Linked DNA regions of Homo sapiens: region 1 is linked to region 2. Evidence: read pairs that join two places in POLR2A ChIA-PET (ENCODE). Cell type or tissue: GM12878. All regions are shown on one strand. Links, peaks and the distances in the headings refer to the core of each region. The heading gives the core; the rest is flanking DNA.

What was found. ChIA-PET counts read pairs that join two places held together with the same protein. Peaks named below come from ENCODE experiments on the same cell type or tissue, not always from the same donor. Only the 100,000 strongest peaks of a DNase experiment are listed, where the experiment ranks them.
Region 1: POLR2A ChIA-PET joins it to region 2 with 8 read pairs; 1 of 35 experiments calls an interaction of 5 or more read pairs at or near these places.

Annotation. Positions count from the first base shown.
Region 1 is chr5:32,208,033-32,213,412 of GRCh38, forward strand. No RefSeq gene overlaps it. Among named protein-coding and RNA genes, the nearest start is that of GOLPH3, 36 kb to the left of the region's middle. RefSeq lists a silencer at 3,573-3,732. In GM12878, for the core only: no CTCF peak of the experiment used is centred there; a DNase peak (open chromatin) is centred at 3,209; H3K4me3 peaks cover 706 bases; H3K27ac peaks cover 1,827 bases.
Region 2 is chr5:32,576,357-32,581,736 of GRCh38, forward strand. No RefSeq gene overlaps it. Among named protein-coding and RNA genes, the nearest start is that of SUB1, 6.5 kb to the right of the region's middle. RefSeq lists a silencer at 170-340. In GM12878, for the core only: no CTCF peak of the experiment used is centred there; no DNase peak of the experiment used is centred there; H3K27ac peaks cover 1,196 bases.

The DNA.
Region 1 (5,380 bases), core at 269-5,268, 370 kb before region 2:
CTCCGCCCGGCAGCTGCCCCGTCTGAGAAGTGAGGAGCCTCTCCGCCCGGCAGCCACCCCATCTGGGAAGTGAGGAGCGTCTCCGCCCGGCAGCCACCCCGTCCGGGAGGGAGGTGGGGGGGGGTCAGCCCCCCGCCCGGCCAGCCGCCCCATCCGGGAGGGAGGTGGGGGGGTCAGCCCCCCGCCCGGCCAGCCGTGCCGTCCGGGAGGGAGGTGGGGGGGTCAGCCCCCCGCCCGGCCAGCCGCCCCGTCCGGGAGGTGAGGGGCGCCTCTGCCCGGCCGCCCCTACTGGGAAGTGAGGAGCCCCTCAGCCCGGCCAGCCACCCCGTCCGGGAGGGAGATGGGGGGGTCAGCCCCCCCACCCGGCCAGCCGCCCCGTCCGGGAGGGAGGTGGGGGGGTCAGCCCCCCGCCTGGCCAGCCGCCCCGTCCGGGAGGGAGGTGGGGGGGTCAGCCCTCCGCCCGGCCAGCCGCCCCGTCTGGGAGGTGAGGGGCGCCTCTGCCCGGCCGCCCCTACTGGGAAGTGAGGAGCCCCTCTGCCCGGCCAGCCGACCCGTCCGGGAGGGAGGTGGGGGTGTCGGCCCCCTGCCCGGCCAGCCGCCCCGTCCGGGAGGGAGGTGGGGGGGTCGGCTCCCCACCCGGCCAGCCGCCCCGTCCGGGAGGGAGGTGGTGGGGGGTCAGCCCCCCTGCCCGGCCAGCCGCCCCGTCCGGGAGGTGAGGGGCGCCTCTGCCCGGCCGCCCCTACTGGGAAGTGAGGAGCCCCTCTGCCCGGCCAGCCGCCCGGTCCGGGAGGGAGGTGGGGGTGTCGGCCCCCCGCCCGGCCAGCCGCCCGTCCGGGAGGGAGGTGGGGGGGGGGTCAGCCCCCCTGCCCGGCCAGCCGCCCCGTCCGGGAGGTGAGGGGCGCCTCTGCCCGGCCGCCCCTACTGGGAAGTGAGGAGCCGCTCTGCCCGGCCAGCCGCCCCGTCCGGGAGGGAGGTGGTGGGGGGGTCAGCCCCCCCGCCCGGCCAGCCGCCCCGTCTGGGAGGTGAGGGGCGCCTCTGCCCGGCCGCCCCTACTGGGAAGTGAGGAGCCCTTCTGCCCGGCCACCACCCCGTCTGGGAGGTGTGCCCAACAGCTCATTGAGAACGGGCCATGATGACAATGGCGGCTTTGTGGAATAGAAAGGCGGGAAAGGTGGGGAAAAGATTGAGAAATCGGATGGTTGCCGTGTCTGTGTAGAAAGAAGTAGACATGGGAGACTTTTCATTTTGTTCTGCACTAAGAAAAATTCCTCTGCCTTGGGATCCTGTTGATCTGTGACCTTACCCCCAACCCTGTGCTCTCTGAAACATGTGCTGTGTCCACTCAGGGTTAAATGGATTAAGGGCGGTGCAAGATGTGCTTGGTTAAACAGATGCTTGAAGGCAGCATGCTCGTTAAGAGTCATCACCAATCCCTAATCTCAAGTAATCAGGGACACAAACACTGTGGAAGGCCGCAGGGTCCTCTGCCTAGGAAAACCAGAGACCTTTGTTCACTTGTTTATCTGCTGACCTTCCCTCCACTATTGTCCCATGACCCTGCCAAATCCCCCTCTGTGAGAAACACCCAAGAATTATCAATAAAAAAATAAATTAAAAAAAAAAAAAATTAGCATTTTTGCCATCCTGGTTTGTTTTTTCTTTGATGCAGGGTCTTGCTCTGTTGCCCAGCTGGAGTGCAGGGGCGTGATCACAGCTTACTGCAGCCTTGACCTCCCGGGCTCAAGCAATCCTCCTGCCTCAGCCTCCTGAGTAGCTGGTTCTGTAGGCATGCACCACTTTGCCCAGCTATTTTTTAAATTTTTTGTAGAGATGAGATCTCCCTGTGTTGCCCAGACTGGTCTCAAACTCCCGGGTCAGGTGATCCTCCTCCCTTGACCTCTGAAAGTTCTGGGATTACAGGTGTGAGCCACCACGCCTGGTCTCCATCCTGTTGTAATAAAATGTTATAATAAAAAGAAACCCCATCTCTACTAAAAATACATACGTGGAGGTATGTGTTCAGGTATTTGGACTCCCAGATGAACAATCTGTAACATTTGGAGGTAGGAGGCTCCCTTTGTTTGGAATATGCCTACCCCCCTCCGGTATACCTTTGCCCTGCCTATGATCTGTGAGTTAGAGTTAATTATGCATGAAAAGAGACTGAAGAGACTCAGTGGGTGTCCAGGTCTAGGAAATGCAGCTGAATAGAGCAGCAGTGCTGTGGGACCACCAGGTCCACTGTGCTTCCAAGACTTTGTTCTGAATAGTCTTGGGGCCCAAGCTCGGTGTGGAGAGGGTGAATGAAGGATGGGTGGTTTGGGCAGGGGAGAAGAAATGCACTTGGCACGAAAACTGCTGAGAGGACATTCCGTGAACCCCCTGGGGGGGGTGGCTTGGCAAGTCATTTCACCCCTCTGGGCTTGAGTTTATCCTCTCTAAAATGACATGGTTGAAGAAGATACTCTCTACATTTTGTGACTAGTAGAGAGAATTTGTGAGACCACTAATTAAGAATGAGTGTATTATCCAGCCTGGCCAACATGGTGGAAACCTATCTCTACTAAAAATAGAAAAATTAGCCAGGCATGGTGGTGCACAACTGTAATCCCAGCTACCCGGGAGGCTGAGGCAGGAGGATCACTTGAACCCAGGAGGTGGAGGTTGCAGTGAGCTGAGATCGAGCCACTGCACTCCAGCCTGGGTGACAGGGAGAGACTCCATCTCAAAAAAAAAAAAAAAGTATGAGTTTAGGTGTTTAAAAATGAGAGGTAGAAATAAATGCTGATTTACAATGTTATACACAATTTATAAGATTTTAAAGATTTTTTTTCTAATTTTGATAAAGTTCCATGTTGTTGTGAAGACTATTGCTTTGTAAATAGTGTGGGGGGTACGTGTGTGTGTGTGGACAGTACATGTACTCTTCTGTACACACACGCACATGCACACCACACATGATTACCATGGAAGCCGCCATGTCAGTGCGCCATGATTCTGCCCGTGTGCAGGTGACTGCCTCAGGGCTGTGTACTTATCCCAGCTGAGACACTCTCAATCCTTACTCTGGAGATTTAGATCTGAAAGTCCCAGGGTTATAAATTTTTAAGTCAGGGGCTTTAGGATGCACATTTTCCCTCACTTGGACCAGAGAAAACTGATCCAGAGAGAAAGTGGGGAGGAAACAGAGTAAACAAACTGAGAGGAGCCCCTGAGATGGAGAAAGAACGTAGGCAGCATTTGCATTTCTGGTTCCAGTAACTGGGGAGGCCCTGCTATTTCCTGTCATTGAGTTTCTGAGATAGAACAGGATCCTTATGACAACTTCCCCCTTTGGTTAAAGCACAATCAATTTGGGTTTCTCTCTTTCGCAACCAAAGGGAAAAAAATCAATAGCTAACTCACAAGTTCATTGTAGGGAAAAAGTTCAATTAAAAAATATATAAAGAGGCCGAGTGTGGTGGCACATGCCAGTAATCCCAGCACTTTGGGAGGCTGAGGCGAGTGGATCACTTGAGGTCAGGAGTTTGAGACCAGCCTGGCCAACATGGAGAACCCCATCTCTACTAAAAATACAAAAATTAGCTGGGTGTGGTGGCAGGTGCCTGTAGTCCCAGCTACTCAGGAAGCTGCAACAGAAGAATAGCTTGAAACCGGGAGTCAGAGGTTGCAGTGGGCTGAGATTAAGCCACTGCACTCCAGCCTGGGTGACAGAGCGAGACTCCAACTCAAATAAATAAATATATATATATATATATATAACCCCAAATATATGAACATCTAATGTGTCAATAAAAATAAAATAATATATAAAAAGGAGAAAAAAATGACCAATAAATCCATTGCTTTGAGATAACTTATCTTAACATTTGGGAATGTTTTCCTGCTACTTTTCCATGCATTTATGTAAATTAAACTAGAATTTTGACTTTTTTTTTTTTTTTTTTTTTGGAGACAGAGTCTCACTCTGTGGCCCAGGCTGGAGTGCTGGAGTGCAGTGGCATGATCTCGGCTCACTGCAACCTCCACCTCCCGAGTTCAAGCAATTCTCCTCCCTCAGCCTCCCAAGTAGCTGGGACTACAGGTGCCCACCACCAGGCCTGGCTAATTTTTTGTATTTTTAGTAGAGACAGGGTTTCACTGTGTTGCCCAGGCTGGTCTTGAACTCCTGAGCTCAGGCAATCCACCCGCCTCGGCCTCCCAACGTGCTAGGATTGCAGGTGTGAGCCACAGCATCCGGCCATGATTTTTAAATTCATACTTTTTTCACTGAATATATTGTGGCAAGACATACTATTTGATTGCACAACAGGGTGACTATAGCCAATAATAACTTAATCGCACATTTTTAAATGAGTCTAATTGGATTGTTTGTAACACAAAGGATAACTGTTTGAGGGGATGGATAGCCCATTCTCCATGATGTGCTTATTTCACATTGCATGCCTGTATCAGAACATCTCAGCCGTGTGCGGTGGCTCATGCCTGTAATCCCAGCACTTTGGGAAGCCGAGGTGGGTGAATCACGAGGTCAGGAGATGGAGACCATGCTGGCTAACACGGTGAAACCCTGTCTCTACTAAAAATACAAAAAATTAGTTGGGCGTGGTGGTGGGCACCTGTAGTCCCAGCTACTCTGGAGGCTGAGGCAGGAGAATCACTTGAACTCGGGAGGTGGAGCTTGCAGTGAGCAGAGATCGCATCACTGCACTCCAGCCTGGGCAACAGAGTGAGACTCTGTCTCAAAAAAAAAAAAAAAGAAAAAAAAGAATATCTCATGTACTCCACAAATATATATACCTACTGTGTACCCACAAACATTTTTTAATGTAAAAAAAAGAAAATATTATGGACATTTTCTTATGTCAGTTAATATACCTCACAATATGATTTTTTTATTATTTTATTTTTATTTTTTTTTACAGTCTCACACTATTGCCTGGGCTGGAGTGCAATGGCACAATCTCAGCTCACTGCAACCTCTGCCTCCTGGGTTCAAGCGATTCTCCTGCCTCAACCTCCCAAGTAGCTGGGATTACAGGTGCCCACCACTACGCCTGGCTTATTTTTTGTATTTTTTAGCAGAGATGGGGTTTCACTATGTTGGCCAGGCTGGTCTCGAACTCCTGACCTTGTGATCCACCCACCTTGGCCTCCCAAAGTGCTGGGATTACAGGCGTGAGCCACTGCGCCTGGCCCACAATATAATTATTATGATTATGACGATTTGTGTTTATGAGATTTTTGTAAATGTATTCTTGTAGTATGAGTGCAAAGACAAATTCAGTTTGATTTGATCTATTTCTGAGAATAAGATCTGTGATGTAATTAATAGGAAAGAAAAAATGGCTAACATGGAGGGGCGATATTGATTTCTACT
Region 2 (5,380 bases), core at 91-5,090:
CCCAGCACTTTGGGAGGCCAAGGCGGGCAGATCACCTGAGGTCAGGAGTTCGAGACCAGCCTGGCCAACATGGTGAAACCCCATCTCTACTAAAAATACAAAAAAAAAAAAAAAATTAGCCAGGCGTGGTGGCAGGTGCCTGTAATCCCAGGTACTTGGGAGGCTGAGGCAGGAGAATCACTTGAACTGGGGAGGCAGAGGTTGCAGTGAGCCAAGATCACACTGCTGCATGCACTCCAGCATGGGCGACAGAGAAAGACTCAGACTAAAAAAGAAAAACAAAACAAAACAAAAAACCACCAACCAACCAACCAAACCAAAGCAAACAAAACAAAAAATAGAAGACAGAAAAAAGAAAACTATCCTCCAGAGTAACAGTTCGAATTCATAGAGGAAATATCTCATTTGAAAAAAAAGCTCCAGGTCTTTAGAGAAAATAAATTACTAACCTGATAACATATTTCAGCAGAATCTAATGTGGTAGATGTCTCTAGAAGTTTCTTTAAAGGAAAATTTAGAGCAAGGGCTAAAACAAGAAAGAGCAGAAAACTAAACCAGCAGGGCATAAGAAAGCAGAATTGTTGAGGAATTTGCTTAACAATTATAACAGTTGAAGTTCTTTTAGCGAATAAATTAAAAACTCGTTGGAGAGAAATTATTTACCGATTTCTTTACCTTGCTACTTTCTTCTGTGTGTAGATCCCAGTTTTTCTTGTTGGATGCTATGTCCCGGATGGACTTAGTCAGATATACTTCTGCAAGAGTTTCCATTTTCAGTATTGTCCTATTCAGGGATATAAAGTCAACTATGTCCTAGGTTCTGCCATGATAGAATACACTATTTAACTATTGAAGTCTAGGGCTTGATAATCTAGCAGAAGTCACCGAGGAACAAGAATGTCCATATAAGGGGTTACTAAAAAGCAGACCTTTTAACAAACTGAGATACCAGAATCAATACACCTGTCTTGGTTTGTTAATCATAGTTAAAATTTTGAAACCAAAAGCAACAAGCTGATCTTTCAAACAAGAAATACATTAACTGAAGACACAATGATGTGAAAAGACCACTGTGAAGTACCAGTGGTATGAAAAACTCAGGATGTGATTGAGTAGCATTGTAATCTTGACCCCGGGCTGCTAGTTTCTCTGACAGTTCAGAGGTGAAGAGTCTGCATAACTATGCTAAACTGTAGTACTCTGAAGGTATTGCCAAATTAAATAATTTGGGTTTCTCAGTGCAGGTATCACTCTCTCCTGTGATCTCTGGCTAAGCAGGGCTGTTGGCAGATCAAGTTCTTGTTTCAGTCGAGACCATGATGGTATCTGATTGTCTATTCAGTCACTATACGTAACCCATTGGCTAATACATCTCATGCTATGCTTCCTGCAAGGGGTGTGATGGTCAACCAGCCAGCCTAGTGCTGGGCCCCAGCTAAGAGGTAGATACTTGGATTGGATTTTTCAAATTCTTTTTATTGACTATCACAAGCATAGCAACATAGTATGCATGTTAAGTATTGAGCACTCCAGAAAATTTAACACTTAAATAGACTGTCTTTGTAACAGGTAACACATAACATGTGAAACCAGAACACATAAATGAACTATCCTCCATAGTAGTCTTCTTGGGACATTACATATTTGTTCAAACAGTGATCCCACATTTGCACTCAACATTTTTTCTTTTTTGTATTTGTTACCAGGGCCAATTAGTAATCCATAAAAGGATATCATTTTTATAAATTTCTTAATTACTCATATTACTGATCATGGAACTTAGAAACCTTTTTGCTCTTTACAAATAGAAATTAACTGCAAAAGCTAAAGATTTCTTGTTGCTGGGAGCCTGTAAAAGACTATGCCTCAAGCTCTGACAGCCATTCTCAAAGAGGAATTCTAAAAGTTAACTTTGACCAATGTCAGAGTCATTACAATGTTTTTGCAGCCTCCAAGAAGACGACTTTTGAAGGAGAAAACACTCATTTGAATGTAAGTTACAGCATATTTACTAGAAAGTAATTACACTATTTTATAGCACATTAAATAAGTCAGGTATAGCTAGCAGGAGGAGTTGTGCTATTCACCTACTAAAGACGGTGTACATATATTTGCTATTACAAAATGCGTTCTTCTATAAAAGGTGACACTGCATTTCTAATGAAAGTTGGATCTAAGAATAGCTCCAGTACCAAGTTCAGAAAAGTCACCCTAGGGGAGAAATGCTTAGCAGTTTGTATTTAAATAACTTCCTTAAATATATTGCTGTTACTCATTGCATATGACTTTACACGTAATTCATGTAATTCATATTTATTTATAATTACTTGAGTGAGAAGGAGTATTAAACTTTTGGAATTACATATTCTTAGCTTTTTTAATGTTGTACTATGAAAGTTCATTTTTGACGGTAGATAAAATACAAGGGTCTGTAGCAACTTGTTTGGTGGAAGAAAATTTTAGCGCATGGGTCATAGCGCTGCTATGGGGAGCAAGTTCAGTCCTTCCTTTTCTCCTCTCATCCATATTAAATTGCCCACTTTGGTCTCCAGATGACCAGCATTACCACTATAACTGCTGACAGAGGAATTTCACTCTGTTTGTTTTTGACTGCCATTGTTGGCTTTCTGATCTGGGATTATGTCTCATTGAAGCCAAGCCTACATAACACCAGGTGAACACTGTTGCTGGTTTCTTCCTCTCTGTCTCTAGGCCTAACACTCCAGGGTTTAGCAGGGCAGGAAAGGAAGAAGGAAAATTATTTTTCCCAGCTTCTTCAAAGCCTGTGAAGCAAGGATTTTTTTTTTTTTAAGACAGAGTCTTGCTCTGTCAGCCAGGCTGGAGTGCAGTGGTGTGATCTCAGCTCACAGCAACTTCACCCTCTCTCAGCTCACAGCAACTTCACCCTCTGAGGTTCAGGGGATTCTCCTGCCTCAGCCTCCCAGATAGCTGGGATTACAGGCATGTGCCACCACACCCAGCTAATTTTTGTATTTTTTAGTAGAGATGGGGTTTTGCCGTGTTGGCCAGGCTGGTCTTGAACTCCTGGCCTCAAGTGATCCACCTGCCTCAGCCTCCCAAAGTGCTGGGATTACAGGTGTGAGCCACCGAGCCCCACCCACAAGGCTTTTTATGCCTTAACTTTTTCTCACATCACTGCATCTGATGGATATAACTCACACCCTACAAAGAGTAGGTGCTCCCTGTGTCTCCTCTTGGGGAGAGTGTATATTGCCCCGTCTTAGTCTGCTGTAATAGAAATAACATAGACTGGGTGGCTTAAACAACACTTATTTTATTCAATTGTGGAGGCTGAGAAGTCCAAGATCAAGGTGCCTGCATATCTGGTGAGGGCCCACTTTCTGGTTTGCAGATGACTGCCTTCTTGTTGTATCTTTACATGGCAGAGAACAGAGACAGAATAATTAAGCTCTCTCTTGTCTCTTCTCATAACAGCATGAATCTATTTATGAGGGTTCCACCCTTATGACTAAGTATGCCCCAAAGTCCCCACCTATAATACCATCCCACTGGGATTAAGGGTTCAACATATGAATCTGGGGGAAAACACAAGCATTCAATCCATAACAACCCTCTTACCTTGTACTGTCTCCCTTCCCAGTTCTTCAGACTCACTAAACTGGAGGATGCCCAGGTTTTTGTTTTATTTGTTTTCTCTTTTGCATGTATGATCCACATGGCCCCATCCTAGGTGTTCCTAAAACCTCTAGACATCCAGAGCCACCATATCTTTTAATATCCAAATTGAATGGTTGGTGCTACCATTCCATGTGCCGTGGGACCTCCAGAATTCTTAAGTTTTCCCAAAATAACCTGGAAGGAGTTATGTTCTCCTAGTCATTCACGCTGTGATCTGCTTTCCTGCTTTAGCCTGGAGGTTAAACCAGAGGCGGCTGACCTCCCTAGGTGCCCACCACATCCCTGGCACATAAGCCTGTTCCTCTCCCTTTCTTTCTTGTTTCCTCTTCTTTGTATATTACTGGTATGTCTCTTGTGCTACAAACTCAGGCTCTCAGGAAATGTGACTTTCTTCATTTTCTTATGATTGTGTTTAATGATCACCATTTCACCTAGTGGTAAAAGCTTAATTGTGGCCAATTTCAGGTCAAACTCATAATTTCTCCCTTTCCCCCTTTCTCTCCTAAATTCTGGACAGAGGTGGGGTAGGATTACATGGTGTCAGAGCACTAAGGGTAGTGGTAGAGTCTGGCCCATTTTCCCCATCTGTCCATGACAGCCGCATTAGTCTGTTCTCGCATTGCTATAAAGATTTACCTGAGACTGGGCAACTTATAAAGAAAAGAGGTTTAATTAGTTCATGGTTCCACAGGCTGTGCAGGAAGCATGGCTGGAGAGGCCTCAGGAAACTTACAATCATGGTTGAAGGAGAAGGGGAAGCAGGCACATCCTACGTTGCTGGAGCAGGAGGAAGAGAGACAAGGGGGAGGAGCTACACACTGTTTTTTTTTTTCGTTTGTTTTGTTTTTTAGATGGAGTCTCGCTCTGTCGCCAGGCTGGAGTGCAGTGGCATGATCTCGGCTCACTGCAACCTCCGACTCCCTGGTTCAAGTGATTCTCCTGCCTCAGCCTCCCAAGTAGCTGGGATTACAGGCATGTGCCACCATTCCCAGCTAATTTTTGTAGTTTTAGTAGAGACAGGGTTTCACCATGTTGGCAAGAATGGTCTCGATCTCCTGACCTCGTGATCCACCCTCCTTAGCCTCCCAAAGTGTTGGGATTACAGGCATGAGCCACTGTGCCCGGCCGGTGCTACACACTTCTAAACAACCAGATCTCGTGAGAATTCACTCACTATTACGAGAACAGCAAGAGGGAGATCTGCCCCCAGGATCCAATCACTTCCCACCAGCCCCCTCCTCCAACATTGGGGATTACAACTCAACATGAGATTTGGGCAGGGACACAGATGGAGACCGTATCATTGGCCTTTGCTTAACAGTTCATCTTGTCTGATTCTTGATCCTTCTCACTTCTTCACACTGGTATTTGTTGAGATGTCCTTTGTTACAGCACTCTATGCAAGTTGAGGGTGGTGAGATTTCCTCTTCCTCACTGCAAGTCCTCCCCAGGTCTGCTGGCTGTCACTGACACATCTGTGCCACTCTTGGCCAAAGAGAAAGACATTCCCCTGAATGCTGCAGTACCCTGGGGCATCTCTGAACTCGGTGAGGAAGCCTGAGGTCGGCCATCCTGACACACCACACAGATATCTCTACCCCAACTCTGTGGTGGAGGGAGGGGCGCTTGGGTTGCAGAGGAGCTCGGAGAGCTCGGCTGCCTGGAAAGCAAGGCACCAGTTTGCTTTGCTCTCTCAGATCCCTAAGCCCTCTGGGAATTT